Linked DNA regions of Mus musculus: regions 1 and 2 are each linked to region 3. Evidence: chromatin loops called from intact Hi-C (ENCODE). Cell type or tissue: gastrocnemius. All regions are shown on one strand. Each heading gives the region's core, and the rest is flanking DNA. Links, peaks and the distances in the headings are about the cores only. Region 1 overlaps Glis1 (GLIS family zinc finger 1). Region 2 overlaps Glis1 (GLIS family zinc finger 1). Region 3 overlaps Glis1 (GLIS family zinc finger 1).

What was found. Peaks named below come from ENCODE experiments on the same cell type or tissue, not always from the same donor. Only the 100,000 strongest peaks of a DNase experiment are listed, where the experiment ranks them.
Region 1: it touches region 3 in a loop (1.8-fold over the local background); 12 of 42 quality-filtered maps call a loop at or near these places.
Region 2: it touches region 3 in a loop (1.8-fold over the local background); 10 of 42 quality-filtered maps call a loop at or near these places.

What each region holds. Positions count from the first base shown.
Region 1 is chr4:107,482,934-107,493,399 of GRCm38, forward strand. All of the region lies in intron 2 of Glis1 (GLIS family zinc finger 1), which reads left to right. Among named protein-coding and RNA genes, the nearest start is that of Gm46866, 53 kb to the left of the region's middle. In gastrocnemius, for the core only: a CTCF peak has its summit at 3,164; DNase peaks (open chromatin) are centred at 1,750, 3,281, 6,378, 6,747 and 1 more place.
Region 2 is chr4:107,471,171-107,481,636 of GRCm38, forward strand. The region is part of intron 2 of Glis1 (GLIS family zinc finger 1); the gene reads left to right. Among named protein-coding and RNA genes, the nearest start is that of Gm46866, 41 kb to the left of the region's middle. In gastrocnemius, for the core only: no CTCF peak of the experiment used is centred there; DNase peaks (open chromatin) are centred at 5,404, 5,491 and 7,997.
Region 3 is chr4:107,632,358-107,642,823 of GRCm38, forward strand. It overlaps Glis1 (GLIS family zinc finger 1), which reads left to right. Exons shown (of 11, transcript NM_147221.2): 10 at 1-72; 11 at 2,232-2,702. The coding sequence ends at 2,389. Among named protein-coding and RNA genes, the nearest start is that of Gm52673, 12 kb to the left of the region's middle. In gastrocnemius, for the core only: a CTCF peak has its summit at 5,514 (motif pointing left); DNase peaks (open chromatin) are centred at 2,216, 2,445 and 5,488; H3K27ac peaks cover 343 bases.

The DNA.
Region 1 (10,466 bases), core at 1,690-9,689, 150 kb before region 3:
CACACACTGCCAGGTTCAGCTGCCGGCTTGAGATGTAGCCTCCTCCTCGCCTGCCATGACAGTGTGCTGACCACGTCCCTGTCCCAGTGAAGCACAGATTTTACCTCAACGATGCTAATCTCTTATTAATCACACCTGATTATTGATCCCTAGTTGATCAGCACACACAGATTCTCAGTCTAAAATATCACACATGTTGTGCCTGCCCCAGTTCTGACAGGAGTCTTTTCTGTGTTCTCTCAACGTTCTTCCAAGCCTCCCTAAGAGTGGACCACTAGATAGGGCTGGAGAGATGGCTCAGTGGTTAAGAGCAATGCCTGCTCTTCCAGAGGTCATGAGTTCAATTCCCAGCAACCACACAGTGGCTCACAACCATCTGTAATGGGATCTGGTGCCCTCTTCTGGTGTCTGAAGACAGCAACAGTGTACTCACATACATTAAATAAATCTTTTAAAGGAAAGAAAAGAAAAGTGGCCCACAAAGCTCTGCCCACAGCACTCAGTGGCTTTCCCAGCCCAAAGTTCTAAATATTTCATAAAAAGTTTACGTCCGAGGCATAAAAGCCAGATAGTCATGTTCGCCATGATACAGTCCACTTGGCTGCACTCCTTTCTGCTGTACGTCCCTTGTGTTGCTGTGAGAAAACTCCGTGTGCAAAAGCACCGTAGGGGAGAAAAGGATTTATGTGGCTTGGACGTCTAGGCTGTAGTCCGTAGGGCAGGAGCTCACGGAGGACTTGACGTGGACCGTGATGGAGTAACACCGCAGTGCCGGCCCGCTTGCGGCCTCACGCTTAGCTGGCTTTCTTATCCTATCTGACCGTGGGATCGTGCCAGCCACAGTGAGCTGGGACCTTCTACACCAGTTAACAGTCAAGACAGGCTCCCACCGGCTTGCATGTAGGCCTGTGTGATTCGGATAATTCATCTGGGGCTCTCTTCTCAGGTAAGTCTAGGCCGTGTCAATTTGACAGTTAGAACTAAGTAGGACAGATGAGTTTCCTGGCTCCAGAAGGCTGGGAAAGGAACAACAGGGCTTGTTTTAGATTTGCTCCCAGGAGCAGGGCCACAGACCCACCCCACTGACAGAAAGAATCAGAAAGTTGGTTCCAAAGAGGCCAGATGGAGTCTTCTGACTGGGAGGGGTTTCTGGAGACCATCCCGTCCACAGTTTTCTCTCCACACTCCCTCTACAGCTGTCCTAGACCGAGGGGTTTCCTCCCCTCTTGTTCTGCTTCTGACTGACCTGTACCCATCCACTGAGGTCTCCCCTGAGCTCCGTGGCCCAGGAACCCGAAATTTCTAAGTTTCAGGAGAATTGCACCAAGGAAAGTCTGGGCTGGTGGTCCTACCCCCTCATTACATGTGACAGATTCTCCTCACAGACATGGACTAGAAAATACCCATGGGCTGAGGCCTGGCTTCCTTCCCAAAGCAGGCAAATTGAAATTGAAATTTCTGGGCCTCGGCTTCGCTGTGTGGTGGGATGGACAGCAGTGGCCCGTCTCCAGGTGGTAATTCCTAGGTTCTGAGAACTGGGAGCTGCTGTTTCTATCTGAAGACCCCTGGCCAACTGTCCACTGACAGGACCCTCTGTGCTGTGGGAATGCCTGTGTTTCTCCACCTCTGTGCATAGGCAGAACTGGGCTTCTGACCCTACACAGTCCACTCCATGTATTTCCCAAGGAGCTAGGGCCAGGAGCAGTGGAGGAGCCCCACACCATGGGGATGCTTTCTAAGTGCCAGGCACTTCAGAGATGTTTATTTCCCCCCACAGCTCTGGCACGAGGAGACCATTGTTCCCATTTCATACATGCGCTGCCTAAGGCTAGCTTGGAAGGAACATGGGGCAAGCACCAGAGGCCAGCTCCTCCCTTGAGCAAGGGGAAGACTGGGAACCTCGGGATGGACAGTTAGCACGGAGAGTTGTGGGAAGGGGGGAGCAGGGATGGCGTGAGAGCAAGCGAGAGACAAGGGTGCTCCTGGCGGGTGCCTAGGCCTGGGTCCAAACAGAGTGAGGCCCAGGCCTTGGGAGACGTCTGGTCTGGGTCCTTCTATTTATTTGCACATCACCAGATGTAAACTAATTTGTTTAGCAAGAAAAAAAACATTTTTATTGCCTTTAAACTGGGCTGTTTCCCTCTGGCTGTCCATCCTGCACTGGTAGACTGGCCAGGAAGCAGAACTTTTGGGAACAGTGTGAGGTGAGGTTGAGGCTGCGATGTCTTGTGTGGGGTGTTTGTCCGCAGCGGTTCCCTAGCAGCGCCTACTCTGCCGCAGCAGCCCGTGCATCCGCAGCCCAGGCATCTCTAGCAAGCTGCAGGCTGCGCTGTGTTCTCCTGTTCTCTTCTGGAGGCTCCTGCTTGGACTCCCAAGAGGAAGCCTGTTTGGTTCCTCCCGCTCTGCTTATTTTGACACGTGGCAGTGTCCATTGTTAACTATCCCACCATACCTCATAGACAAACCACAGTCTTAGGCGGACTGTCAACCCCTTGTGTGGAGCTCATTTCTGTCTGGGCTCCTGTTTGGTGCAGGGGAAAGTGAAAGGCGCCTTAAACACAGGAGGAAGGAGCACTCAGGTTTCAGGGTACTTACTGTGTATGCCAGCACTCAGGTTTTAGGGTGCTTACTGTGTATGCCAGCACTCAGGTTTCAGGATACTTACTGTGTATGCCAGCACTCAGGTTTCAGGGTACTTACTGTGTATGCCAGCACTCAGGTTTCAGGGTACTTACTGTGTATGCCAGCACTCAGGTTTCAGGGTACTTACTGTGTATGCCAGCACTCAGGTTTCAGGGTGCTTACTGTGTATGCCAGCACTCAGGTTTCAGGATACTTACTGTGTATGCCAGCACTCAGGTTTCAGGGTACTTACTGTGTATGCCAGCACTCAGGTTTCAGGGTGCTTACTGTGTATGCCTGCTGCTGGGTTAGGTCCTTGCTGTAGGTCGCGTCTTAATCTTTGGGACTGCAGGGTAGGGATCACCATTCTCGCTCTGCGGACAGTGCTCACAGAGCCCAAGAGTGGAGTGTGAAGGAAGGCTCGTTTGTGCAGAGCCCACTCCTCTCCCCTGCAAGTGCTCCAGAGCGAGCACCTGCACTTGGAGGGGTTCTCAGAGCTCTGGGTGGAGAAGGTGGAGGCAGGAAGATGCCTTGCCTGGGCCCTAGAGGGTGCTAGAGGGTGTGCTTTGAGCTTAGAGTGGGGGGGTTGAAGGAGAGGGAGGGTTGCTTCTGGCCCCAGGACCCAAACCTGGCCAACTGGAAGGGCAGTTCTGTGTCTAGAAAGGGGCCAGGTTCCTGCTTGATCCACCCAGTTTTCCCCTAAGGGATTGGTCTGTGACCAGGACAGTGCGTGAGCTTCTGCTCTGCTGGGTGTGGGGGCCTCTCTCAGTGAGTGAGTATCCTGGGAAGTACAGGGTGAGTAGGTCACAGTGGGACCAATGCAGGCTCTCTAGGGATGCTGTTGAGGCTGCCAGCTGGGGTGCAGTGCCGTGAGTGACATGCGTGGTGTAGGGAAGAGGGGTGAGAGAGGAAGAGAGGCGCAGAGAGATGGGGAGCTTCAAGGAAGCTGTGACCAGCGCTCAGCCTACACAGAGGAGACCCAGCTGGCACAGAGAAGCTCTTCTACTCAGGCTTGGACGGCTACTTGCCAGAGGGTAACTAGGAGTCTGGCTCCACCCAAGGGTCTTTTCCTATCCCTGTCCCTCAAGTGGAGCCACAAAGCTTGCAAGTGATGCTTGTGGTGTGGGGTGTCCCAGATTGCTTCTTCCTCTAGGCTCGATCTAAACCTCAGACCCCAAACCAGAGCAAATGGTGCTAATTTGCTGAATCCCAAACTGAACCCAGGGATTAATTTTTTGTACCTGAACCAAGTCTATGATTTCTTACTGGAAATAAAGAGAGAAGGTTCTATTTAATTTAAAGTCTAACCGCCTTTTCTCCTCTACGATTGCCCGGAGTTGCTTGGACAAGGTCCTGTTGGCTGTTGGCTCTGGGTGATTTTACAGGCTGGGGTGGGGATGGAGTGGGGAGATACAGTCCCCATTGAGAGCTTTTGAGGGCAGGTTTGGAGGAAAGGGTGGTAGACAGTGTCAGCTCAACAGAAGCAGCCAGGGGGCTGGATGGAGTCTGGGTCTTTCTGTTCCCTGCTTGTGTAGTAAGCTCTCTGGAGATGGGAGAGCTGGCCTGTTGCCTGGAGTGAGGGGAGTGGGGCGCAATGCTCTGGAGGTCTGTGCATGAGGTCAGCCACACAAGCTGATCTGGGTGATGCTACCTGCCGGCATGGCTTCGTTTTTCAATATCCTCTTAGGTTTCCCCGAAGACCAAAGGCAAATTAGGGTGTCCCTGCCGGCTGTGGGGCATCATGGTCCCCTTATTTGAGGCTGAACCAGGTACAAACCCAAGCCTCTGATATGGGGGGGGGGTAATGGGTGGGATACAGGCATCTATGTCCACTCATCCTGTCTCTCTGTGTGCTGCACGCAGGTCAGTAAACTTCTCTAAGCCTCATTGTAGGCGTGGGAAAGATGGCCTAGTGACTAAGGGTGCACTCATAGTGTTTCTCCAAAGGACCCAGGTTTGGTTCCTAGCACCCACATCGTGCAACTCACAAACACTTTAACTCCATGTCCAGGGACTTCCAGTGCCTTCTGGCATCAGCAGGCACCACATGTGTGTAGTGGACATAAACTCACACATCACACACACACATACATAAATAAAATAAAAATAAATGAATTTTTTAGAAATCCAGAGAAATAAGACCCTGAGGTACTGAATGTCTTGTCCTAGCTAGGATTAAGGCCACCGCATGGAGTAACATACAGAAGGTGCTCAGAGAGCAATGGTTGTGTGAGTGTGGGGATGAGAGCAGACTCAGGAAAGAGGCCATTTGGGGAATTTTAGCTTATTGAAGTTATGTAGACCCCACTTCTGACCCCAGTCCAGCAAAAGTGGGGGTGTTTGAAAACCAGCTGTTGCTTGGTTACAGGCTTTGTGCCTCTTCAGCCTGTGTGAGCTCCTGGCCTGACGCTAGCGAGCAGTACTGAGTTAGCAATACTAGGTCATCAGTACTGGGTTGGTAGTACCAAGTCAGTGATACTACATGCTGACCTATTACCATGGCCACAGTGAGGAGGGGTCTCAAAGTCTATCTGCTTCAACTCCCCCTGGCTCCTGGAAGCTTGGCTCTCCATATTCTGCTGGGATGACCTCAGGCCTCAGTCTTCCTTCTGTAAAATAGAGCTGTCAGGTCCCTTCTAGTGCTGTAGGGTTGTGAGCTGGCATCCTTTAATGGAGACAGCATTGACTCAGTCTCAGAGGGCTGTGCTGAAGCCCTAGGTTTTGCTTGTCTGCCTCTACTTGAGCCACTTGAGTCTTCCCTTGCACACCTCTTGGAAGAGTGGTTCTCAACCTTCCTAATGATGCAACCCTTTAATACAGTTCCTCATGCCGTGGGGACCCCCAACCATAAGGTTCTTTCATGGCTACTTCATAACTGTAAGTTTAATGTTATGAGTTGTTATATAAATATTTGATATGCAGGATATCTGATGTGCAGCCCCCACAAAGGGGCTGAGAACTACTGTCTTGGAGGTCATGGGCCTTTGTCCTGGACCTGGGCTGGGTATGCCATGATGTCCCCTCCGTGTTTCACAGGGTCACAGGACTCTGGGTCAGACAGGTACTATCTGTGCATGCCTTGGGAGCACAGTTACCTGGTTTCTGTCCCCAGAGACAGAACCTGAGGCACCAGGAAAGGAAATGACTCAGGGCTATGGTAGCTGCCAAGGGTTCTCACCTCCCAGGGCTGCAGGCTTGCTCACCCAGTTCCTGGGCCCTGTCTCCATTGAGCCTCACCATAGAGCAGGCAGGCCCTGAGAATTGTTCTTTTTGGCGGTTTCCAGGGGTGTGGAAGTGTTGGTTGTGACACACACTTCAGGTAGTGCTGGTCCAAGTCGCCCTGACCCAGGGACTGTGTAGTTTCTCTTCCCAGGGCTCCTTTCCTACGTCCCTGCTGAGTAGCAGGCCACAAAGGCTTCGGTGTAAGCTTTAGAGTGTCACTGTCCTGCGTGGCAGAGGGATGTGTAGGGTAGAAGGAGCTTTCTCTTTTTTTCTGGGAAAAATTAGGTCCATGTAGTTGGATTTCATCCTTCTAAATAAATGTCTGCTTGTGCAGTAAATGTTTATGTGTGCCACTCTATCCCAGCCCCTGAGCCAGGAGACAACTGAGAGGAAACCCAGTGTGTGTGTGTGTGTGTGTGTGTGTGTGTGTGTGTGTGTGTGTGGAGTGTAGGCTTCTGGGAGTGGTGGGTGTCCACAGGGAGGGGCCTTGGAAAGCTCCCTGGAGGTATGCCCGAGAGGCAGTCGGGGATTGACGCCAGGTTCCCACCTCTCTCTCTTGGCTGCTTGGCTCACTCTCTCCTGAGGCGTACTCAGAAGGGGCCGGCTTTCCTGAGACAGGCCATTGTCTTGGAGGTGGCCCTGATGCCACTCAGGCACTTTCAGAGCCATAGCATCCCAGCCCCATTGAAAGGTTGTCTAAGCCATGTCGGTGATATCACAAGAAGTATGGTGCGTCGGCCGTGGGCCGAGTTAAAAGCCGTAGAGCGACATGGTCCCAAGTGGAGCGTGTGATTAGGGAGACAGAGCTGATGCGGATCCAGGCAGAACCAGGCTTCCACGGCGTTGGCGCCAATCGGGCTTTATAGGCAGGCAGTGGCAGGGAACACACAGCACTTGCCAGCTTGGGTGATAAGGCTCTGGTGCTGGACTGGCACGCTGGGCTGTGTGCCTCAGCTGTGAGTGGGGACAGGGGAGGAGAACAGAACTGCTGCAGATCCACCCCCTCTTGCTGCCCTGGGTGCCCCGACCCACACTGAATCCAAGCTGCAGGGCTGCCTGGAGGGTCTGTAAGTTAAAGACTTTCATGTGACCCTAACACACCTACCAGGCCAGGAGGGTGTGATTTGACTTGGCGGAGTGCTGCCTGCTCAGCTAGAAACCTGCAGCTGAGCACCTGGCATTGCTTCTAGGCGCACGGCTAAGTAAATAGTCCAAGAAGGGGCATTCTGGGTATGAGGGGAGCAGGGTGGCTTTTCTGCAAGGGAACTACAAGCCAGGGAAAGCTTCCCAGAGAAGGTGACTTTCTTGAGAGAGGTATGGATGTGTAGGCATTCACAGGAATGTGAGAGAGCTCTGTGTAGCGGAGTGGGGCCAGACGGGCGCAGTGGTTCCATTCTGTGCATGGAGGATGGTGGGGCTTGGGCAGGTGGAGCATCTTAGCGCCAGGTGATGGAGGCCAGCTGTTCTAACTGCTCCAGCTGTTTCCCAAGACACCCGCACCCTCCCGGGAAGCTAAGGCAGCGCCTTCAGCTTCAGTCCACTTAGCAACTGGAGCAGTGAGGATGCCTGGTAGGTGCATTAGGGTGGCCCTCATGCCTCCTCCCTCCAACCCCTCCCATGTTCCTCTCCATCTCCCTCATATTCATGGTCTCCTTTTCATTATAATTACACACACACACGTATAAATACTACCTTCTGAGCCTGTTTAGTGTTCCTTGTGTGTATATGATTTCAGGGCTGACCACTTGGTATTGGATAACCAGTTCTGGGGCTCATCCCTGGGAAAGACTAGTTCTCCCATTTTTAGCAGTCCTGATTTGCCTGCAGTTGTCTAAGACGGGGCCACATGAGATCCCCCTTCCATGTTAGCGTGTTCATTGGCATTGCCATTATTCGGGCCTTGTTTAGGCTGCTACATTGTTGAGATCTAATGGGTGTAGCTTCCCGATCATTTGAAGGAGGCAACTATTCACAACAGACTTCCTCATCCGCTGGCTCTTACAGTCTCCACTCTTTCTTCTTCTGTGTTCTCTGAGGCTCAGGTGCCAGAGTTGTGTTGCAGATGTATGTATTGGGGCTGGGCATCCATGATCAGTCCATCTCTGTATTTTGCCCCGTTGTGGTTCTCTCTCATTTTCTCTCTGCTGCAGAGAGAAGCTTCTTTGCCGGTGGGGTGTGTGTGTGTGTGTGTGTGTGTGAGGGCTACACTTCTCTGTGGGTGTAATATTTAGACCATCGTTAGGAATTATACTGGTCTAGTGAAGAGGCAGCCATGGGTCCTCTTTTTAGATTCCATGACGTCACTAGCCCCGATAGTCGGTTAGGTTTCTAGTAGCAGGCATGATTTTCCCTCCTGAGCAGGCCGTGAGTCCACTTAGACGGCTGTTGGTTACCACCAAGCTGTGAAGGCCACTGTTGCACCTTTAGGGGTGCTGATCGGTGTTGTGGTTCATAGACATCATGGCCAGGTAGGACTGTTCGTTGCTTCCCTCCCTTGGCAACTTGCATAGCACTTGCTGGTTCTCTGAAAGCTAGTCCTTGGGGAGGAGGCTGGTCATTCTTCCTGTTGATGCAAAGGGTCCCCTTTCCAGGAGCATTAGCCAGGCCATCACTGGGTCTGTTCTCATTATGCAAGGTACCCAGGTCCCTTTCCAGATATGGCTTCATATGACCCAGCCAGCTCAGCGGGGCTCTGCAGGATAGGTTTTGCGCCTGGACATTTTTCTTCTGGTTAAAAGTATTTTGAGAGCTCATTACCGTGTCGACTCCACACGTAGTGAGCCCGTTGTCCTTCAGAGTCTTCTACTTGTTAGAAATATCTACAGCTGTAAAGAAAGGTTCGTGTAGTTTTAAACAATTCTCCGCTGGCGGCTGTCTAGCAATTCTGCAGTGACTAACTCAGAATGAGAAGCATTCTCTCACACGTTCCCCTCACAGAGATGACAGCAGCTTCCCCTGCGTCTGCTCCCTTTGGACACTGCCCACATTGCGTGCTTTATAGAGAGCTTGAGTCATTTGTAGACCTTGCTGGCCAGGTGATGTGTTGGGTGCCGGAGAGCAAAGATGATCACAGCACCTTGGAAACAACACTTGGTAAAAGAGTATGTGAACATGACTACTAGACCAAGTCGGGTTAGTGTACTGGGAGCCCCATGGAGACAGGAGCTTGCTAGGAGGGCTCAGAGGCCAGCATAGAGTGTGGTGCCCAGCATGGATCCAGGGATGGATGTGATTGGGGCAGCAAGGGAATGCAGAAAAGACAAACATGTACATATGAACAGGAAGGCTGGGATTAGGGAGGACTGGGCTTTCTGATAGAGGACCTAGAGCCCCCTGCCTATCCTGTTTAATATGTACAGTGGAATAGGGATGGATGTGGGGTTGCTGCGTGCAGCTGAATGAGGTGGGACTAGTATATACATATACATGTGATATAAACAAGGAGGCATGCTTGTTATATACAACTGAACAAGGAAGCAGGTCTAGCTTATCTCATTAGGAGGAGCAATCTTCAGGGCTTCACTGTCTGGGGGAGAAAGCTATGGTGGATATTTTCTGCGTATACTATCTACATTCACACATGGGCTCCCCCACCCAAGGGAGACTTTGCCATCCCTCTGATCCTCACCCTAGGGAGAAAGTTTTGCCACTCCCTTGGGGCTGAGGCATCCGAGTAGTCGGTGTGGCTGTACCCATGGCAACAGCGCACAGCTCAGGATTTCCTTCACTCTCCCTTGCTCCCCACGGTGGAGAATTCGGACATCACTGTGGGGCTTGAAACTTTTTCCTGCCAGATTTAATTTAGCTGATGGCCTAGGATGAGCTGAAAGGTATCTTCCGTTTAGAAAATTCAGATACGGGACCCTATAATCTTTTATTAACTCTCTACTGGGTGTTGAAATCTGGGTGTCAGGAAGTGATGAGGGAGACCCTCCCTGGCTTTAAGTAACCAACAGCCCTCCTCTCAAGACAGCATGGATGTCTGAGATGATTACATCAAGAGGTTATTGGGCTTACAAGGGGGACATTGGGTGTAGGTTTGTGGAGTTTTACTCTGGGAGGTCACTGTCCCATCTGCAAACCTTATGCAGAAGAAACTATTGTCTGACTGACTGCCTCCTCATTGAAGAGGTGAGTTCAGACTGATTCCTGCTGGCTGAACCTTTAAAAAAAAAAGAGATTTACTTATTGTTTTGTGTGTATGTGTGTGTGCACCCACACTCATTTATGTGCACCACATGTGTACACTGAACCCTTTGGTCAGAACTGGTTTATCTCCGAATCTGAAGGTCTGGTCCAGAAATGGGATTCCTGTCTGTGCTGAGGCTGCTTGGCCACTTCTATCTTAGGGCTGAGTCATTCGGTTAACAAATCAGACCAGTAATCTCCACATGTTGTCATGGAGCCTGTACAACATCAAGTGTCTGCCACAAATCAGACCAAATACTGTCAGCTGGCCCCACTGGGCCGAGAGCTGCCTGGTCATTGAGTCTTTGGTGGACAGACGGCTTCCTTCCCGAATCCATGCATGTGAAGTCTATTCTACTCACATAACAGATGACCCACTTGGGGCTAAGCTGGGGCTAGTTGCTGGCTGCTGCCTGGGATGTATCCAGCTTGCT
Region 2 (10,466 bases), core at 1,340-9,339, 160 kb before region 3:
CGTTTCGTGGCCCCCAGAATGCCCTGGCCCTCATGCTTTAACCCCACTGAGCCTCTCAGGCTGCTCCGTGCCTGTGCTGTTGAGCCGCCTAGCCCTCTGCAGGCTAGGTAGCAGGCAATAAGTGTGTTTTTCAGAAGAGGAAACTGAAGCTCAAGGAGATGCCCGTTCCGCTGAGACCATGTCCCCAGCCTGTGGCTAGCCTGCAGCCAGCTGCCTCCTGTGGGGCTCATTTACTGACGGGATGGAAAGTTGTATCTGAGGTGGGGGTGAGAGGCTGCCATGGTCCTGACTGGGACATGGGTCCAGGATGGGGTAGGAGGGCTGGAAGACCATGCTACACTTGGTTTAGCTACTTGGTCTGGCATTACAGACTTCTCAGAACCATCCCAGTGGCTGGCCAGTCTGCCACATCAATAAATCAGGCAATTGATGGTGTCAGATATTTAATGGGAAGGATGGAGAGTGGGGTGCACACAGGCTTGCTGCCACTGCCCCCAGCTCAGGGGTGGGTAGCACCGCTCCCTCCAATGTGACTTTTTGGGGGGGGGGGGTTAGTCTATTTCTGCTCATTTTAGATAGGGAAGGCAGTGACAGAAAATGAAAGGATTCTATCCAAGCCTAGCGTGGTGAGCTGATGAGTTCACTGGGTCCTTTCAGAAGTATGAGTGGCTCAGAGGCAGCCTCAGGACAGAGAAGTCCATCCCAGCATGTGTGATGGCTCAGGAGAGCTGCACACGCGAGTTCCTGCTCTGCTTAACCCGAGGGAGGGGTTTAGAGAGTCTGAGAGTTTCTTCCTAGTGACCCTCCTGCCTCCAGAAGGGGACAGTTCAGACTAGGTGTAACAACTGTACCACATCACCACACAACCGCATATGATAAGCCTTGGGGGGCGCTGCTGTGGTGCCCCAGAATAACCCAATTTAGGTAACTTCTGCACCTTCAGAGGTGCAAGCCTGTGGGGGTGGGGTTGAGAACGGGATCTCGGCATGGGGTGGCGACAGCAGAGGCCTGGAAATCTGGTGCTTAGCCAGTGGTTGATTTGGTGCTAGCCAAGAAGCCAGTGGAGATTCTGGAACCTGAAAGGGACAGGGAACAGAAAGCCAAAGGGAGGGGGTAGGTTGGGATGGAAGGGAGCTGGGGAGTGTGTGCAGAGCAAGTCTGTAGGTGGTACGTGGTGAGAGATACTGGGCCTGAGCAACAGACAGCCCTGTACCTAATGGGTGCAGCTGGTGTTGAGATGGGAGGGAGGCTCTAGGCTACGAGGAGGTTCAGGGCCCTGGCCTCCATGGGAATGCGCATTTGGGGCAGGTTGTGAGTGACAGGAAAGGAGGGCAAGCAAGGATCCTCTCATTAGAGCCGTCTGGGGTATGAGACAGCCCCAGCAGCGAGAAGAACGAAGCCGAAGCCTCGGCAGAGCGTTCATGAGAATAGTGTGGATGGTGAGAGCGCCATGGTACAGCCAGGGGTAGAGTGCTGTGACAGGTCCCCAAACCCTCAGGAATTCCCTGTGGGCCCATGACGTGGCCTACTATCAGCGGTGAGCTCCTGAGGGCTGAGTTAACTTTTCTCTCGGTTCCTTGGCATCCAGTGCTGGCTGCGCAGGGTGAAGAACAGGTTAGCAATCCCCAGCAGGCTTAGCCAGGCAGGTTAGCCTCACCCACGGCTGGAAGCATCACTCACAAGGATCAGCCAGGGAGGGGTACCTGCTGGCATCATGCTGGAGAAGGGTGACTGGGGGGCCCTGGTGGGGCTTCAGCCGTTCTTATCTGAGACATGGCAGAGTCTACTCCAGAACCAGCTGTCTAGTGATCTCCATATCCTGGTGACCCCCAAATCCTGAGAGGAAGGTGGTACCTGAACACAGCAAACATCTCTAGCCTTAGCTTCTGTACCGGAAAGGATCATGATAGAAGAGTTAAGAGATGCCGTGCCAGAGACAGTCAGGCACATTCAGGTCTTCTGCGAGGCTGAGACTATGGGCCAGAAGTGGTGCGTTTGAATTCCTGAGCAAGATGGTGGAAGGAGACCTGCCCAGATGGGACAGACATTGGGACTTGTGCTTTCCACAGCAGCTGGAAGGAAGACTGTGTGCCTCTTTAACCAGGTCCTGTCTCTTTTGGGTGTTATGTCCTCATGACTGCCTCTTAACACAGATATATTTGTTTCCCCTTCTGGGCAGGGTACTTTCCCTAGGCTGTCAAGTTAGCAGGCAAAGGAGCAGGTCTGTTACAGACCCAGGCTCCAAGGCCTAGGCCTTTGTTCACCCTAGGGCCCACAGTGCCTCTCACCTACTTCCCAGCATCCCATGCAGGGCTGGCCTGAGGCTGCCGGGAGAGCCAAGAAGCAGAAGGCCCTTGAGCAGCGACGTCCTTGTCTGGAAAGGTCCTGTGTGTCTCTCAAAGCTCAGGTCAGACATTCCAACCTTGAATTCATCAGCGTCCCCATCCCTCTTTCCCAACCTATAATCCAGCCCAGTCTAGAACTCACAGCCCTCTCGCCTCCCGAGTGCTGGCTTTTGTCTTATGCATAATGGCACACCACACTTTCTTCCATCTCTTTTACCACAAAGTCACCCTGATCAGGTTCAGACATTTCTACTCTGTCCTCTGTTTTCTCCATCCCCTGGGTTGCCTCCCCCAAAGCTGAGTTTCCCAAGAAGAGGACTGAGTGGTTCACTCCTGTGCCCAGCACTGCCCACAGACCAGTGAGGTCCCCTTGCTGGGCTCAGAGGAGTTTCTTCTCTCCCACCTGCTTGTGTCTTGAAAACAAAGCCACCAGTCCACTTCCGGGGAGAGGCGTGGGAGCTGGGGCTGGTGGGAGGGGAAAGAAACTAAGAGAAAAAGGGCAGGATTTGGCTTGGCCGAGGGGTCTTGCATGGGCTCACGCTGCCATTTTTACCCATGTGAACTGAGCTGTAGGGCCCCACCTGAAGGACTCGCATGGGACAGTAGGAGCTAAGCAGGGTCAGCCTGGTGTGACAGTGACCCGGGGACATGTGAATAGAGCAGATGCAAAGGCCATTTGAGACAGGGTGTTTCTATACAAGTTGTGTTTGAAAGAGTCATGGCTGGGGGTCAGCAGAGAACAGCTCTTGGGCCAGCAGTAGCTTTGATGACACCTGGCTGCATGTCGAAGATGAACGGAGGGGCAAGATAGGGGTCCCAACAATGGACACTCATGGACAGGGCATGACTGGGTCCTGTTGGAGCCTGGACATGATGGATGGGACATGCACGGAGGTGAGGGGGTGACTTGTCAGACAGGAGGCCATAGCAGCCTTCTCAGAAAGGACTCACCGGAAGAGCAGGCAGCACACAGGCTCTGTGGGACCTCTCCAGGGATAATTTGGGCTTGGGTGGGATAGCCACCGATCAGATTGTAAGTCAGGTGTGGTATCGCAGAGAGCGCAGCAGATCAAAGCCAGGGCGATTGGGCGCTGATTAGACCCTGCGAGGAGGCCAGACTCATCACCGAGGAATGCACACAGGCCGGCCCACTGACGGGGATAATAACAGATCGTGCTGGCCGCAGACACCGCGGCGCTCAGGACGCAGTCCTCTGTGGCAGGGCAGCCACAAGGAATGGCATGTTTGCAGGCTGCCATGGGACGGGGACTCAAGGGTGGGTGGCAGCATGCAGGGTCAGCTGCATGGCCAGTGCCCTTGGTGGTCTCTGTTGGCCTCTTTGCAGCCTGTGAAGGGGGACTTCTCTGCCAGCTGCACCTTGGCAGAGGTTGGCCCAGTAGCACTTCATCCCTTGTCACTTCTATGTGCCTGCCTGCTCACGGCCTTCCTCTGCAGTGCTCCTGGCATGTTCTCTCCCAGGACTCTGCTCATCTCCTCCAGGAAGTCTCCTATGACCTCCCAGGCACTGTTTCTCCTGTGGGTCCCATGACCTGGTGCTCCCCATTGCGGCTTCTTCAGAGACAGTGGACCTTTCTGTGTGTCTTCTCGGGGCACAGAGCAGATGTCCAACTGGGTTCACAGATTTGGCCAGAGCCATGTCCCTGGAGCCACTATGCCAATGAAGAACAAACATGGGCTCAGATTGGCTTCCCGTTCTCAGAGAAACCCCAAGACTTCTGTGCAGAGAGGCCACCCAGGTGAGGAAAGACAGGTGACTCCCCATCTTGCTGGTATGCAGGCTGCATGCAGAGGCTTTGTGTAGAGGAAGAAGGACGAGGTACCTGGTGGATGAGTCTGGACTTGATCCTGAGGTCACTAGAGGCTCTTGATCTAGGGGACCATCAGAGAATGGACTGTCTGAGGGGGGCCCTGAAGGTTCTGGCTGGTATTTCTGGCTGGCAGAGGAAGAACTGTCAGCCCTGCTGTGATGTGACTTGTACCAGTTATGTCTTGCAGTGTGATGTGATGTTCTTCCATAGTGGTCCCCATCTGGGTCCCAATGGCTGCCTCTGATCTTCAGCCTTTTCAGCTCAGAGGTTAGGAGAGAGCAGGCTGTCCCCTGGGGTCTGCAGCTCTCCATAGGTTGGGCTAGCCTGAAATCAAGCCAAACCTCTGATTTACAAACACTGCAAACCCATCTGCCTCCATGTGTTGGCGCTTTGCTGGGTCTGGGATGCTGTGCAGCTCAGCTCTCTTGGAACAAGGCAAAATGAGCGACACTGTGAGGTCTGGGAGTGACTGCCATGACCCAGGAATGGTCTGTGAAGGGGTGGTTGCCACTGCTGTAGGACCCTAATTTAGGTCTGACCCCCGACCCCTTTCTCCAAACCTGCAGCCCTCAGCCCTTCTTGCCTTCTTGTTCTGTCACAGTCTTGCACCAGCAGGGGGACAATCAGAGTGATAGGTTTTGTTTTTGTTGTTTTTTTTTTTAAGATTTATTTATTATTATATGTAAGTACACCGTAGCTGTCTTCAGACACACCAGAAGAGGGCGTCAGATCTCATTACGGATGGTTGTGAGACATCATGTGGTTGCTGGGATTTGAAATCAGGACCTTCGGGAGAGCAGTCCGTGCTCTTAACCGCCGAGCCATCTCTCCAGCCCAAGAGTGATAGGTTTTAAGAAGCTTTTCAGGTACTTATTGCAGCCCTTCCCCTGCAAAGGGCGTCCAAGGAACTGGAAGCGCAGCAGGGAAAAGCTACGGAGACAGAGAAGCAGGGTGTGCTTCTGAGGGAGTGGCGGGAGGTGTAGACACGCCCCATGCTGGCCAGGACCTCCTGGAGCTGCAGTGGAGTCGGCCATCCTGGTATTCAGCTCTCCTCCAAGCCCATGAGTGTCCAGTGTGGGGAAAGGATTCCGCTGCAAGCCCTAGCAGAATAGCACTGTTTAGGAAACACGTCGTCATAAACTTGGCCACGACCCAGCCGGCTGGTGGGTTTCAGACCTGCATGCGACTGTACAAAGCTCCCATTCTGATCTAGATCCCGCCTGTGCTCAGAAGTCTCTGTAGCATCCTCAGCAACTGGCCACCCACTGTGAGCTAGAGAGGCTCTGGGAACTGGTACCAGCCTCCTTCCCAGGTCACTAATCAGGATTGTAACATGCCCTCCCCAGGCCTCAGACTCACACTCCCGGGCCTCAGACTCACACTCCTGTCCTTTGCCAGGTTCCTGCTGGGGTTGGCGGCTGGGACTGAGGGTGGCTCTCGATAGATTGGAGCTGGCGGACTTATAGGTATAACCCTTTTTCCCTATAAGAGGACTGCCGTAGGCATCTCCTTCATCCAGTCTAGAGAGGAGAATACAGAAGTCTCCTGTACAGTATAGAAGTGGGGCTGGGGACTGAACCAGGGTCCTTTGATGCTCCAGTCTCTGATGTGCAGAGGCTCTGGTCTGGAGACCACCTGCCTGACAGAGGGCATCCTTGGGTACCTAATGAGTATAACTCAGTGGTCATGGGTGAGCACCCAGGATGGGATGGGCTGCACGCCGCAATACTGAGTTTCCCTGCCTTTCTTCTCTGCTAAGGTACTGTTCCCTTCTGCCTCGGTCCTTTTCACTTAACCTGGAGTGTTCTCCCCTCCCCTGGCTTCAGCAGGCTTTGCTCACTTAATATGCACATGTCCTTGTGTCACTATGAACTGCAGGACCCGGCTATTCCCAGCTATCCTGGACTGAAACTGTGAGCCAAGATGTATCTTTGCCATCTTCATTTGTTTCTCTCAAGCATTGGGTCACAGCAGTGCAAGGGTGATAGTTAATAGTCTCTCACACATGTAGGTGCTAAGCTCAAGGCCTGTTGGGCCCATCATGAAAGGGGCAGCCCTTTCCTGGACTCAGTCTCCCCATCTGTAAAATGGTAGGTTTGTGGAGGGATCTTTTCTTTCCAGCTGTGGTAGCTCAGCCAGCTCTTGTTATGCCACTGAGAGAGATTCCGTGTCAGCGACAGTGTTCTGCCTCTTCCCCCCTCGCCTGGCCTCTGGGTCTGCCCTTATTTTCTAGGAACCAGGTCAGAGGGCAATGGTATATTCCAATGAGTGAGGCTAGTTACCCTGTGCCTATGGGGACCAGTACTTACGTCAGTTCCAGGGCCTTTGGCATCTCTAGTGAGCAGTATCCCCTGTGAGGACTTGTCCCGTGAGGCAGCCCGCAGGGCAGTCAAGGATGCGCAGTTTGTCTGGGTCTTGTATTGGAAAGGAGGTGACTAGCATAACCATCTAGCAGACGCTGTGCTTCTCCCGTCGGGTAGAAGGACAGGTCCCGGGTCCGTTCACAACGCCATTTGGCCCAGGGCTGATTCTGCTGATGCTGGCTGGCTGACTGAAGAATGAATATGAGTTGGGGTGCTGAGGGGCTGTAGAGGAGGCAGGAGATCCCCACCTTCACACAGGTGTCCACCTCGGCCTGGGGTGTCCTGCTGTCCAGGCCAGTTTATTCACGCAGCACAGCAATTTCAGATGCCCTTTCTTCTCAGAGACTGGTGGATCCTGGTTAAATTCGCGTGTTGAACAGCCACTGTGTGACTTGAATTAGTGTGTATAAACTCAACACAAGGTGGGAACAAAGGCTGACAGATACACGTGGGTGCCAGAGGCTCTGTGAAAGAGACAGGAAGACCTGCCCCTGCGGGACTTGGAGCCTCCACGGGGGAGGTAAACTCCACCCGAAGTTCCCTGTCCCTGTAGTGTTTGTGTGTATGTAGTATATGTGTGTGCAGGTGTATGTGCAGGTGTGTGCATGTGCTTGTAGAGGCCAGAGAACAACTTTTGCTGTCCACCACCACTACCCTCTCCTCCCCTTTCTCTTTCCCTCTTCCTTCTCCTCCTCCTCTTTCTCCTCCTCTGAAACCGTGTCTCTCAGTGGGCTAGAACTCACCAAGCCCATTGATCTGACTGACTCTACTTCTCCAAGGCTGGGATTATAGGCACACATGCCACCTTGCGTAGCTTGCTGGACCTCTCGCTCTCTGTACATGTGTGTGTGTGTGTTCTCCTCCATTGTTCTCCACCTTATTATTTGAGGCAGAGTTTCTCACTGAGCTTGGAGCTCACTGTTTCCTCCAGAGTGGCTGGCCAGGAAGCCCCTGCGCACCGCCAGTCTTTGTCCCCAAGTACTGGGCGGGTTGCCATGGTGTAGGCTTTTCTGTGGATGCTGGGATCTGAATGTAGTTGCTTAGGTTGCTCCCCAGGGAGCCATTGTTCCGTTCACACACCTGGCTTTATTCCATAGGTTCTGAGGATCACACACAGGTCCTGTGCTTGCAGGGCAGGCACTCTGTATCTCCCCAGTCCATATCTTAAATTCTAAGGTCACGTGTGTTCCACGCACTTGAAGCAGTGCGTGTGTGGAATGCCCAAGCTCCTCCAACCCTTCTCTAGTGCCCCCCACCCCCGCCCCCCACCCCCACCCCCTGGGAAGCAACCTTGCCCTGGAGGCTGGATATTTTTCAAGTCCAGCCCGTCCTGTCAGTGCAAGCTATGCCTGCTCTTTCCTGGCTGCTTGTGCTGGGTGGGACACAGCTTGCCCAGCTTGCATCCATGTCGCTTCTGCTTACAGCTTTGCATGAATTCCCCCGAGTCCCTGTCACAGGTCCTGGCCCTTCTCCTGGTTCCTGTCAGTATAGCATATTCACCTGCTGGCACTGTCCATGAGCAGCCAGGCACTGAGGGTGTTGCAACAGTCCAGTCGAGGAAGGAGGTCTTGCCCAGTCTTGGCTCACCGTGGCTGCACTCCTGGCTTTATGGTTCCAGGGGTGCCTTGTAATTTCAGCTTAGAAGCTCTGTGGAGCTGGGGCTGGGAGCCTCTGCCCAGGTATCAGTGTGGTCCATCCCAGACTTGGCAAGCACAGTGTGCTATGTCCTTGGTACAGATGATCTGGCCAGTGTCTGACATAGGTAGATGTGGTAGAGGGCAGTGGATGTGTGCGCCACCTTTGAGAAGCAGAGGAAATGTTCTCGTCATAGTGAATCAGCGTCCTCAAGTGGGTCTCATCCAGCCTCCTCAGAGAGCAGGGCTTCTGACTCCTCTCTGCTGCTGTGTTATGGGGAGTTAGTCTTCAGAGACATTCGAGTATCATCTGCCCATCCATTCATACCCATGTGACATGTCCTAGAGGTGTCTCATGCTGGCCCTGAGGTAGGGTTTGTGTGCTTGCCGCGTGACTGTCAGAGTCTTGTCTGGTACCAAGTGGGTAGCATTTCTGCTACTCCACTTGGTTCACAGTTCACAGGGGGCTTTTCCTTTCTGTAATGAGGAGGTTTTATTACCTCTGAGTTGGAGGGGAAGGCAGGGGCTTAGCTTCTTGTCCAAGGTGACACAGGTTCCTCTGAGCAGAGGTCTGGCTGTCCCATATTGTCACTGCAGTGTGGCATTGGTGTCAGCAAGTGGCAGGCTGGGTACTCGTGGGATGGACAGCACCCACTTCTTGCCAGAGACCCTGTATGTGTGGATAGAGCGGTCGATGTTTTCCAGTCTTTCTGGGCTCCGTGTCCTTATCTGTGGCATTGACATAATGCTCTTTGCTTACAAGGACATGGCTATTTGATATTTTTCTTTTAAATTAGCAGCAGAGACACATTAGACAACCTCTGAATGAAGTGGAAGCCTACGCCCCTTCCTCTCTCCATCCCTCCTTCCCCGATCCCTCCTTCCCTCTCTTTGGTAAGCTTGCTTCATACTAAGCTATGGGCTGGACACTGAGAACCCAGAGAACCCATGTGTTCCTGCTCTTGGGGCGTTCAGAGACAGAGGTGGTTAAGGAAACACATATTTTGCATCCCCATGTTCTGTAAGTACACGAGGCCCTTCCTCAGGCAGGGTTGCTTCTGGCAGGAGTGAGGGTAGAGATTGTCATCAATGAGGGTCCTCTCCCAGAAAAGATCAATGACTTGCGCTTGAGAGAGCCGTGGAATGTGTGGGCTGGTACCCTCTGCTGAGCAGCATGTCCAGCAGTTCGGACCTCTCTGCAGCCTGCTCTGCAGCAAAGGTGTGCTCAGGGCTGCCGTGAGGCAGCTGGCCAGTGTGCGGTGGCCTTCCCCGGGTGCATGTCTCAGGGTTAGACTCAGTGTGTGCTTCTGAAGTGCCGGTTCTTCCTGGGATGCCGTGCCTCTCGCCGCTCAGGATGAATAGGGCTGTGACTCCTGGTGCCCACATAAGAGAGTTGGGGCATCTGTGGTTCAGGGTGCAGGGATTCTGGGTCCTGGGGTCTTCATGAGTCGTTCTCCAGGTTTCCCCACCCCCAGGCTGCTGAGGCTCCTGCCCAAGCAGCAGATGCTGCAGTTCTGACATTTCCCCTCACATCTGCTTTCTCTCCTCCTTTCATCTGAAACCCAACCAGACTGTCTCAGTAAACAAACAGTAAATTCAACAATTCGGTCTTTTTGAAATGCCTTGTAGTTATTTTAAGGCTATTTGGAGATTTATTTTAAAATAAATAATTGTGGGCCCTGCTTCCAGGGTCATCCAGCTGTGGGGGCACCTGTGGCTGCTGCCTCTTGTCCATTCTGTGTCTCCCACCAGTGTCCTGCTGGCCTTCGGGGGAGATAAGGGGAGGTGGGCGATTACTCCTCCTACGTCCAAACTCCCGCTGCATCTGTGTCTCGACAGAGACAACTGCAAAGGCAAGAAACCCCGTGCCCTGAGGGGAAGACAGACTGGGAGGCAGAGTGGTCTAGTTTTCTTTCTGTTGCTGTGAAAAAACACTGTGACCAAAAGCAACCTGGGAGAGGAAAGGGTGTTTGGCATACAGTTGCATGTCACAGTTCATTGTTGAGGGAGATCTGGGCAGGGACTCAAGTAGGAGCTTGGAGCAGAAACCATGGGATAACACCATGCTGGCTCACGTGCAGGTTCATGCTTTGCAGAAACCATGGGATAACACCGTGCTGGCTCACTCGAAGGTTCATGCTTTGTTTGCTTTCTCATACAGCCAGAGGTCATCTGCCCAGGGACCGGTGCTGCGCATGCACAGTGAGCTGGGCCCTCCTACGTCATCTCACAGTCAAGACAATCCCTTACAGACATGCCCACAGGTCATCCTGATGTGGGACAACCCCTCAACTG
Region 3 (10,466 bases), core at 1,262-9,261:
GTGATGCCCACGGTTTCAACCCCTTGCGACCCAGCACATACTCCAGCCTCAGCACACCTTTATCCGCACCAGGTAAGCTTCCCAAGACCTCCCTTCCCTGAACACTACCAAGGCTGGCCCTGTCTAATGGCCCCATATAGAGATAGAAGCAGAAGCTTGAAGAAGCCCAGTCTACCTGAGCTAGGGTACACCCTTGCTAGAATGACTGTGTTCCTGTCATACCTTTGCCCAGCTGTATCTAAATACTGTCAGTCCCTAGATTCTCTGAATGAGAGAATGGTCCAAATGGTGTTTCATACTGAGTGTTAATCAAGTACATGCTGAGTTCTGGCTCAGCACAGCCTTGGAGCCTGCAGATACCGCTGATCCCTGCTGTAGGAAGAGAAGCAGGAAGGGGTAGGGCCTGGGGCATGCCTGTTTCGTGCAGGACCAGGGAACTGAGAGTGCAGGGATTGGAAATCTGATGCTCTAACCCTGCTGGGTGCAGAGGTGCTGTGGACAGGGGGGGGGCTGCATGCTGCCCAGAGCTGGAATCAGGCTCTATCCAGCAGGCAGAGCAGAACTCAGGACAGCCTATTGGGTAGTTCCTCCTTCTGAATTACCTAAGTCAACCCCTACTCAAGTCAGTCCCAGGGTCCAGATCTAGTGAAGATCCTAAGGCTCAGACCAAAGAGAAGCTGAGGCCCTATGGAGGGCTCTTGAGTCGCCTGTGAGCAGCACAGTGGGGGACAGAGGACCACGGACACTGGACATGGGGCCAGTCAGGGAGGCCACCAGTAAACACAGACCTGTGGCTCCATCATCCCTGGGGGCTTTGCTGTGTGTGCATACACACGTCCTCTGTGTCTGTGTTCTCCCTTGCCATTTTGTGGAGCACATCTGTATGCATGTAGGGCTGGCCCAGGTGGTTCCAGGCATTTTGAGGATTACCCATGGCATATGCGTGTATTCTTATGTTGTACTGACGTTCACATACCTCTCTCACATCGTTACCTACCCTGAGACTCACATCTAACTCCATAGACATACATGAACATACATGCACACGCACATGTGAGACTCACATCTAACTCCACAGACATACATACATGAACATACATGTACATGTGGAGCTGCTTCAGGTTGCTGAGCTTGTATGTACATGGACCTGTGTTTGAGTACAATGAACATACATCTGTGGCTATATATGAGCCACACATATACATGACAAGGCTGTGTGCAGGCCACCTCTGTGATTAGTTACCCACTCTGTGCCTATACTATTCATTGCCACCATCCTGTGTTCCCAGCCCCAACCCAGGGGGGATTTATTAACTTAGCAGTCTGACATTAGAATGGAGAGGGGCCTCTTCCTGTCTGTACCCAGCACCTATTCCAACTGTATTTGACTGCCTCACGGCTAGCTAGCCACTGCCCATTAAAATGTTAATAATCCCAGGATGAACAAATATGTGGGCCAAAAGGCTTCAGGACAGTTCACCCCATACCCATTTCATAGCTGTAGGAGACTGAGACCCACTTACCAAAGCCACATAAAATCATGACAGCAGCTCAGGGACTAGACATTAGCTGGGATGATCCTCTCAGGTCTCTGCTTCAAGGCAAAAACCCTGAGCGGTGACCTCACTCTGGAAGCAGCATGTCTTCCAGAAAAGCCAGGTGTCCCTAGGGCCAAGTGGACTTGCATTTAAGTGCCAGCCCCCTACTTACTAGCAGTGTGACCTTAGACATCTGCCCCTCTCTGAGCCCACCTTTTCACCATAAAGATAGTAAGCCCCATGTCACTGAACTGCTGTGAAGTTAACTTAATTGGTCTTAATGATCACTTACTAGGTTTCAGGAATGCTCCCTTCCCTCTTGAGTCTGGGGGCGGGGGGGGGGGGGCTGGAAGAATAGGCAGCTGGGTTCCTTCTCCCAAACCCTCTAAGAGTAGAAACTACGGTGTTCCCCCCTTCTCCATCCTTTTCCCCCACCCCTGTCTCTCCTTATTCCCTCTCTCTTTCTGTCTATACCAGTCAAATACTGGGGAAGGATATGCCAAGCCAGTCTGCCTGTCTTCCCAGCTTCCCTGGCCCCTTTGGAGTGCAAGACCCCCATGTCTCCTCTCCACCCAGATCATCAGCACCCCCACCTCTAAGCCCCATAAAAGGAACATAACAGGAGAGGCCCCAGATGGGCCACATGCCAGCCTCTGGCACCGCCCCCTCTGACCCCCTGCTTTCTGTGCACAGGCTACGAGACCCTGGCAGAAACGCCGTGTCCCCCAGCGCTGCAGCCACAGCCAGCTGAAGACCTGGTACCTAGTGGTCCTGAGGACTGTGGCTTCTTCCCCAATGGGGCCTTTGACCACTGTCTGAGTCACATCCCGTCCATCTACACTGACACCTGAAGGAAGGGGCGCTGCTCTGCCTGCCTGCCTGGCTCCTGAGCTACTTCACCTACCTGCCATCTGCTGGTGCTTCCCACACGGGGCAGCAAGGCCACACCACAGGGTACTTCCCTACCTGGAGGGCTGTCTGGTCCAGAGCTGCCTGCCAGGAGCTATGGCCCTCTGACAGCCCCATGGCTGTGTCTTCCTCTCTCTCCATAAGGTTCTCAAATCACAGACCTCGTGTATATACAATGTACAGGACCTCTTTTCCGCCGCCCTGCAAGTTTTATATTTTTGGTTTTACAAGAAAAACATTAAAAACTGGAAACTAGACATGAAGGCTTGGTTCTACTTTGAGACCCAGAAGATCTGAGGGGAATGCAATGAAGAGCCCTGTGCACAAGAGGCCCTGGGTACAGCTATGGTGATGGAAACCCTCTTCTCCGATCCTATACAGTGGTCCTTACAGACCCCAGGCCAGTTCCAAGGCAGCAAGCTAGGCGGAGATAGTCCCAGGGCAGAGGTACAGAGAGTCTGAGAGGTACTCAGAGACAGACAAATACGTACATACATACATACTTACATACGCACCACACATACACAGAAGGGGGGTGGGGGGGGAGAGGGGGATGGATCATGGAGCCAGCCTTCCTACCTTCTGCCCTCAGCCAGCTTTGGCTCTGCTGTCTAGACAGTATGCAAGTCAAGGACACCATGGGACTCAACAGCCTTGTAAAGCAAGAGGTAAAAGGCACCCCACAGACTATCTAGGTGCAGAGAGCACTGAGCCCAAGGGGAACCCACACCCACATGTTGCCCCAGCCTATAGAGAAGGCCAGTTCTGAGAACACCATGGCCTGCCTAAATCTCCTGTCTCTGTGTCCAGCCCAGACAACAGACCCCATCTAGTCTGCAGGGAGTGCCTAGAAGTGGGCTTCATGTCATTGTCACCTGAGGAAAAGACGAAGGCAGGCATCCCACTCGGTAGGAGACTGAGAGGGCTAAGTTCCCTCCTCACTCCCACTGTACCAGCTCTCCCCGGCTTCAGAAATGCTCTGGGAAGGGTCTTCTGCCCCCTGAGCAGCAGCCACCAAGATACATTCCCAGCTCAGTCTGTACGGCAGAGGTGAGAGGGGAAGAGCTCGGTGGCCCCCTTCTTCAGAAGGGAAACTGAGGCTCCTTGGTCACCCAGCCATGCTAGATGGCATACTCAGGCCTTCTCTGTCATCTAGAGACACCTCAGTTACCCCAATATGTAAGTCCTTCCCAAAGTCGAGAAGACAGTTGCTCTTCTATGTTCTGCTGTTCTGGGAGTCCGGGGCCCTCTGGTGTCGTAGCCAATGAAACACCAGCATGGTTCACAGGGTCACACCCGGGCCCCTGCAGTCGTCTTGCAGTATTACACAGTCTTCATCCATCCCACACTCCTGGATTGGAGGCAGCTCCTGGTTGTCTTGCTAACATGAGATGAACTTATAGCTGCCTTCTCCCATGACTGCAACAATGTCTTTCATCACAGTTGTCCTTGCGTAAGAGAGCCACTTGTCCCGTTGTGTAGACTGAGGAACAGAGAAGGTACAGTCACACGCCCATGTGATGCAGCTACCCAGTGCTCCACACCCAGGGTGCCGCTGGGCCCTTGAACTCAGGGTTCCCTGCCTCCCACATCTGCCTCAGCCCTAGCCTCCTAGTGTAGGCCCAGTCCAGGCCTCAGTGAGGAAAAACCAACCTAAGTCACACAGCACAAAGGGCCCCTGACTCCCACCCAGGGTGCCCTGCCCACTCCTCCCCTCCCCTACTTTTTATGGAACTAATTAGGCTGTGGCAAATTTCCTTTAACAGGGATGCTCAGGAGTCAATACTGCATGTCATTGTAGGCTCTTAATCCAGTCCAGATAAGCAGAATTAAGCTGTACAATGAGGACATATTTCTATTAATAATGAAAAGGGCTGAGCTCCGAGCACACAGGGAACACACAGAGTGCTGGCAGTTGGATTCCATTTAGTTCCAGAGAGCAGAGAAGGAGGAGACAAAGGCTGTTAGAAGCAGACCAGAGAAGACAGGCAAGCTATGGAGGTACCAAGCAGAGCTCCACGGGGCACCAAGGGCTTGGGACTGCTACGGTTGTTGGGATTCCACCTCCCCATCCCGCCCATTCATTCCAGTCATCCTTAGAGGCTCAGCATGAGCACAGCACAGGAGGCTCTCCATATCTCCAAGACATCTTTGATCCCTTCCTCAGCCAAGCAAGGCATCATGGTCACTCCTCAGCTCTGTCCTTCAGACCAAGGAACCAGGGAGCTACCTTGTCGCCACTCCCAGGGACATCATGACCCTAAGTGGTGGGGAGATGGGACTGTCATTGTCACCCAGGGTAGGCTGGAAGGTCATGGGAGGACAGGCCACAGCTCAGAGGCCCTGTGTGGTGGTGGGGGCGGGGGGCGTCTTTTGACCAATGGAGGTGAGTCTGTCCAATGCCAGGACAACCCAGACCTGACCATGTAGGTAACCAGCTGGAGTTGTCCCCCACTGCTACCACTACCTGGACTCCCTAGGAACCCTGCCCCCTCCTCTTCTCATTCCCCTCTTCCACATGTCCTCTCCTCCCTTCACAGCCCCCACTGTCTCCTGCTGCCATGCTGACCTATGCCTCCCTCCTCACTTCTTGCTGCCTTGAGTCCACCTCCTCCAGTTCACCCTATTGTCTCATTCCTTTCCTCCATTTTTTTTCTTTGACCTGACATAACAGCGTTTGAAATCATCTTTCTGTGACTAAGCCATACTCAGGACAGTTGGGGGAAGAGGCTTTGGGGCAGGGCTTCATTCACTGACTCCTCAGCCAGACCAGCATCTCTGGGATGTTGTGCATTCTGACCCTCTAGCCCTATGACCAGGCCCAGGGATCCCCCCCAGACTGGTACCTGTCCCCCAAGGATTCTAGATGGTCTTTGGGGATCCATGAGTTACCTCAGGACCCACACCATCCGGCAGTGGGCCCCACCTACTGTACCACAAGAAATCCAAGCAGAGGGCAGTTCCTGAGACACCCCTCACTGCTGGCCTCTTCCCACTTCCCCTGTCCAAACAACCCTCATGGAAAGTAGGAAATGAAGTGAGAGCTTCTTAGACCTCAGGAGCTCCCTCTGCTGGACAGGGCAGGGTAGGGTTTGACAAGGTAAAGTTCTGCTAGAAGACAAACCCCAAGGGAAAAAAGGAGGAGGAAGACGAGGAGAAGGAGGAGGAGGAAGAGGGAGGGGGGAGAAGAGGAGAACAATGACAATGACTGACCCCTACAGAATCTCACACACAGTAGGACCATAAAGAATATCGACCAGGATGTGGTGGCGCACACCTTTAATCTCAGCACTTGGGAGGCAGAGGCAAGTAGATATCTGTGAGTTTGAAGCCAGCCTGTTTTACAGAGCTTGTTCCAATTAGCCTGGTCAGCCATGAAGAGCCCACTCCACCATAGACAGTACATTAGAACTCTAAAACACCCCATGCCTGCTGACCCCCAATGTCACATGCAGCTCTAGGCCATTGGATATGCTAAGTGTTGTGACCTACTTTGCAGAGAAAAAGACTGAGGCCGAAGGCAGTCACTGTCTGAGGCCACTTGGCTGGTGTTAACATTCAGTGTAAGTCCACAGCAGCCCTCCTGCCTCGCCCTATCCTGTCAGTCTACATGACAGCTCGGGATTTGAGCCCCCGGACCCGCCTGAGGACTTCTGGCACGCGCCTCTCTCGCCTGTCCAGAGGGGACCATTAGGCTTTTACAAGTCCCGATTTATATACTCGCCTGGGCCATGGGCCCTGCCAGGCATTTATAGGTTTCTAAGTGGTCCTGTCTCTGGGGGAAATGCAAACAGAACAGGAACTAGGAGAGAGCTGCCAGTCCCCATCAGCCAAAGCCTTCCATTCATTCCCAGGGGCCCTGGGCCTGGGGCAACTGCATCCTGCTTAGGAACATGTGCAGAGCTAGACTCCCAGCCGTGGAGACTGTTTTCGAGAAACAGCAAAGCAGCAGACAGCTCCAGGTTGAAGACGCCTAGCTAGCTTAGCTGAGGCCTTGTGGGAGAGGGACTGGGGCTAAGTTCACCCTTGCTCAGTCACCATCCTGTCATAGTCACATTGGTTCCATACAGCCTAGTATACAGTCGGTCTTTAATAAATGCCTCTTTGGTTTTTTTTAATACAAGAAAATTATTTTGTTCTAATTTTTAGTTCCAGACAGCTCACAAATCCACTGCCTCTGACAATACCCAGAGTATATGCAGATACACTCATGGCACAGCTGGAGAGGCAACAACTTGAGGTTTCTCTACACAAACTATTCTTTAATGTCGCTTAAAAATCCAGACTACACGATATGCGTGGGCAGAAAGCCAGCTGAGTGCGTCTCTTGACACTAAAATGTATTAAACAGCAAACAGCCAACCCTTACATGATTCACACCAAAATGATGACACCCAAAACCACGTTCCTTTTAAAGGACAGGTCTATCAGTAAAATATTATATTTCTTTAATACTCTGCCTGATGCTTCATACACTGTGGGAAAGCTAAGTGTGAGTCTGTTCATCGGCTTCTTGGATAGGCCTTTCCCACTAGCTTTTATTAATCAGAGTCACAATTAGGTCATAAATAAACATGTATATTATAAATCCCATGAATAAATGCCTCTTTGAATTAACTTGAGTCCACATTGAACAAGAGCCAGACTAGGGAGAGGCATGCCAACCTCTTCCTAGAAGGCGAGCCTTTAAACACAGGAGCCTAGGGTCCCTGACTTCAACCCCAAAGCCCTGCAAGGAACCACAGAGACGGAGAAGGCTATACTGGGAGACTCTCAAGCAGACTGGAGCCCCAGATGGTGGGGCTGGGGCAAATCTCAGATTTCCAAAGAGCAAAGCCCTCTGAAGTAAATGGATAGCAGTGCTGACCAGGGACTGCAGGTCAGCCTTCAAGGCCCTGGAGGCAGCTGGCTAGCCTCCATCCCGCTATATCCCTGGCAGCTGCACCTTTGCTGCTCAGCTTGGCTGCACTGCCCTCGGGATCAGTCACCTGAGCCAGGTGAGTATCAGAGAAGGCAGAAGAGGAATCCCAAGGACCTTGTGTCACTTTGCCCCCCGGAGGCCCATTTACCCATATTAACAACAATCCGCTAACTCTCCATGGCTTTTCACTACAACTGCAAAGGAGTTCCTACAGCTATGGCGGCCCCATCCCTGATTGGGCACCACCAGGCCATGTGCAGAACTCCCTAAAGGCTCTGGTCCAAGGAAATGGGGATCACTAACACAGACGGCTCCATCAAAAGCGCCCACCCAGTGCAGGTCGAGCATGTGAGAAATAGCCCTCTCCATCTTGGGTAAGAACTGAAGACAAGGATGGAGTGAACCACCCTGATTGCATATGGCTGAGCCAGGACATTGAACTTCTGTCTGCCTAGCTGCAATGCCCCAGTACCCCCTTGGCCAGCTTCTGAACCCCTGCCTTGTGTGTCTGTAGACCCCAGATAGGGAGTCCGCCCCAGTCCACAACCTGCCTCCTCCACTCACCTGTGGAGAACTGCCTTAGACTCAGCACCTCAGCTCCTCATCTGAACAGAGCCATGCCCCTGACCCTTACACCGGGCTGCAAGAGCGCCTGCTGGCGAAGCTGGTGAATCAGGAGAGCCACTGTAACCAGGAGGGCAGTGCCCAGGCAAGCCAGGATCCTCACAGCTTACCTTTGTCATCAAACACAGTTGCCTCTGGCGGTCAGTCTCCCCCAGCGGCCTGAGCCCCAAAAGAGGAGTGGGGTGTCTTCTACCAGAAAGACTGGGAGTTGGAGGACAGCCCTAGGGTGAGAGGCCCTAAGTCCAATGAAGGACAGACTGCCAAAGGCACAGGCTCCACAGGGCCTGAACCCAACCTCATTAAGCAAGACAAAGTTAGTGTGAGCCACCTGCCCTGAGCCTGATTTCATGATGAATCCATGGCCGAGAAAGGATAAAGACTAACTCTTAGAGCATTACTTTTAAAAAAATTATTATATATACTACTTATTTATTTTATATATACAAATGCTCTATTACCATGTTCAACTGCATGCCAGAAGAGGGCATCAGATCCCATTACAGATGGTTGTGAGCCACCATGTGGTTGCTGGGAATTGAACTCAGGACCTCTGGAAGAGCAGCCAGTGCTCCTAACCGCTGAGCCATCTCTCCAGGCCTCTCCTCTACGTTTAATACTAGAGAAACTGAGGTTCTGGAAACCTAAAAGATGATGAAGACCTATGTGCTGACAGCAGGACCCCACAGTCCCCATCCTGGGCTAGTCAAGCACTGACAGAGACCCTGGTGACTCATAGTCACCTCATTGACTCTGGGGGTTCTGCTCCAGAAGCTGGGATGATGTCCCCTCCCTCAGTGGGCAGAGTCAATGCCATCACATTGAGGGCCTGTATGTAGTAGTTAAGTTATAGACAAATGTAACTATTAGTCTTTCTGCTTACACAAGCACCCTTAGCATTCTCCCTGTGACTGCAAACCAAGCTCCGTGCACAAATGGACAGTCAAGACAGGAATGTTGCAGCTCACCTGGGGAAGCGTGGACATTCGGCAGTAGGACTGGTCTTGAGATTCCCAGGGCAGTACTCACATTAGCCCATGTGGACTTGAACGGTGGCCTCTCTGGTCAGCACACCCCCCGCCTGTCTACACAAAGCCTGGGGGCTCAGTTTACAAACTCCAGCTGTGCTCTTCTGCCTTTGTTAGGGTGTGCTGAGGGGGACTGAGAAACTAGGTGTACCGGCCTTGGGCAGAGCAGAGAAGAGGCAACCGTCATCTAGTGATTCGGGGACCAATGACTTCCTTACTTGCCTACAGAGTGAGAGCTGCCCTGGCCACAAACCAGGCCCCTGGTGGGGAGTTTCAGTGCTCAGCACCAGACATGTCCCCAACACGACCTTGCTTCCCCATAGCTTACAAACCTCTGTCTTCTCTCCTAATTTCTTTCTGTGTACTTGGTGTGCTCTTGAAATAGACTCTCCTCCATGGAGCCCTCTTAACGACCACTGGACATGGGCCCAGACATGGGTACTCCTTTTAGCATTTCCCCCCCGCAGAGGTCAGTAAGGGGGGGAGGGTAGAAATGCTTGTCAGACACAGACAGCTGGGGATGCTGCCATTTCCCAGGCTCAGGACACTCACAGGCAAAGCTACCACTTCCAGTTCAAGGCTCTTCTCTAGTCACACCGCCCTACTGCCATCTATAGTCAAGAGCCCACCTTGACCTCCCAAACCTTCAGACCTTGCTCCTAACAACAGAGCCTCTCTTGCAAGCAAAGTGTTTGACAATCACTTCAAAACCCCAGGTTGGGGAGGAAGTAGGAGCCTATGAATCGAGACTAAGACACCAGGCCAGGTCTCCTGGGTTCTGAGCTCGCCAGGCCCTCTCCATGCTAACATGCTACTTATTGGTGAGAATACATATGCTTTTCTTTGCCTAAATCAAAAATAAGACAAGCATGCCTGCTCTTTATTTTTTATTCTACAACTGTCCAAAAGGCTCTAACTAGAGAAACTAGGCAAGAAAATAAGTTAAAAGACACATTAAAACAAACAAACAAACAAACAAATAAAACTATGTTATAGGGACTGGAAAGATGGCTCAGCAGTTAAGAACACTGACTGCTCTTCCAGAGGTCCTGAGTTCAATTCCCAGCAACCACATGGTGGCTCACAACCATCTGTAATGAGATCTGATGCCCTCTTCTGGTGTGTCTGAAGACCACGACGATGTACTCATATACATTAAATAAATAATATTTTTAAAAGGTAAAATTATGATATATTCTTGTATGTAGGGAATCTTAAGTAGCATGTATTCACATGTGTGCACATATACACACAGGCACACACATACACCTATTAAAGCTAATAAATTGACTGATCAAAGTTGCAGGTTACAAGAACGCACAGTAGTTAACTGTTTTATACTAGAAACAAGCAGTTCAAAAATGAAATTAAGGAAAAACATCATTTAAAATAGCATTGAAAAAATGAAATCATTAGGTATGATGGTTTTGCTTTTTATCCCAAAACTTG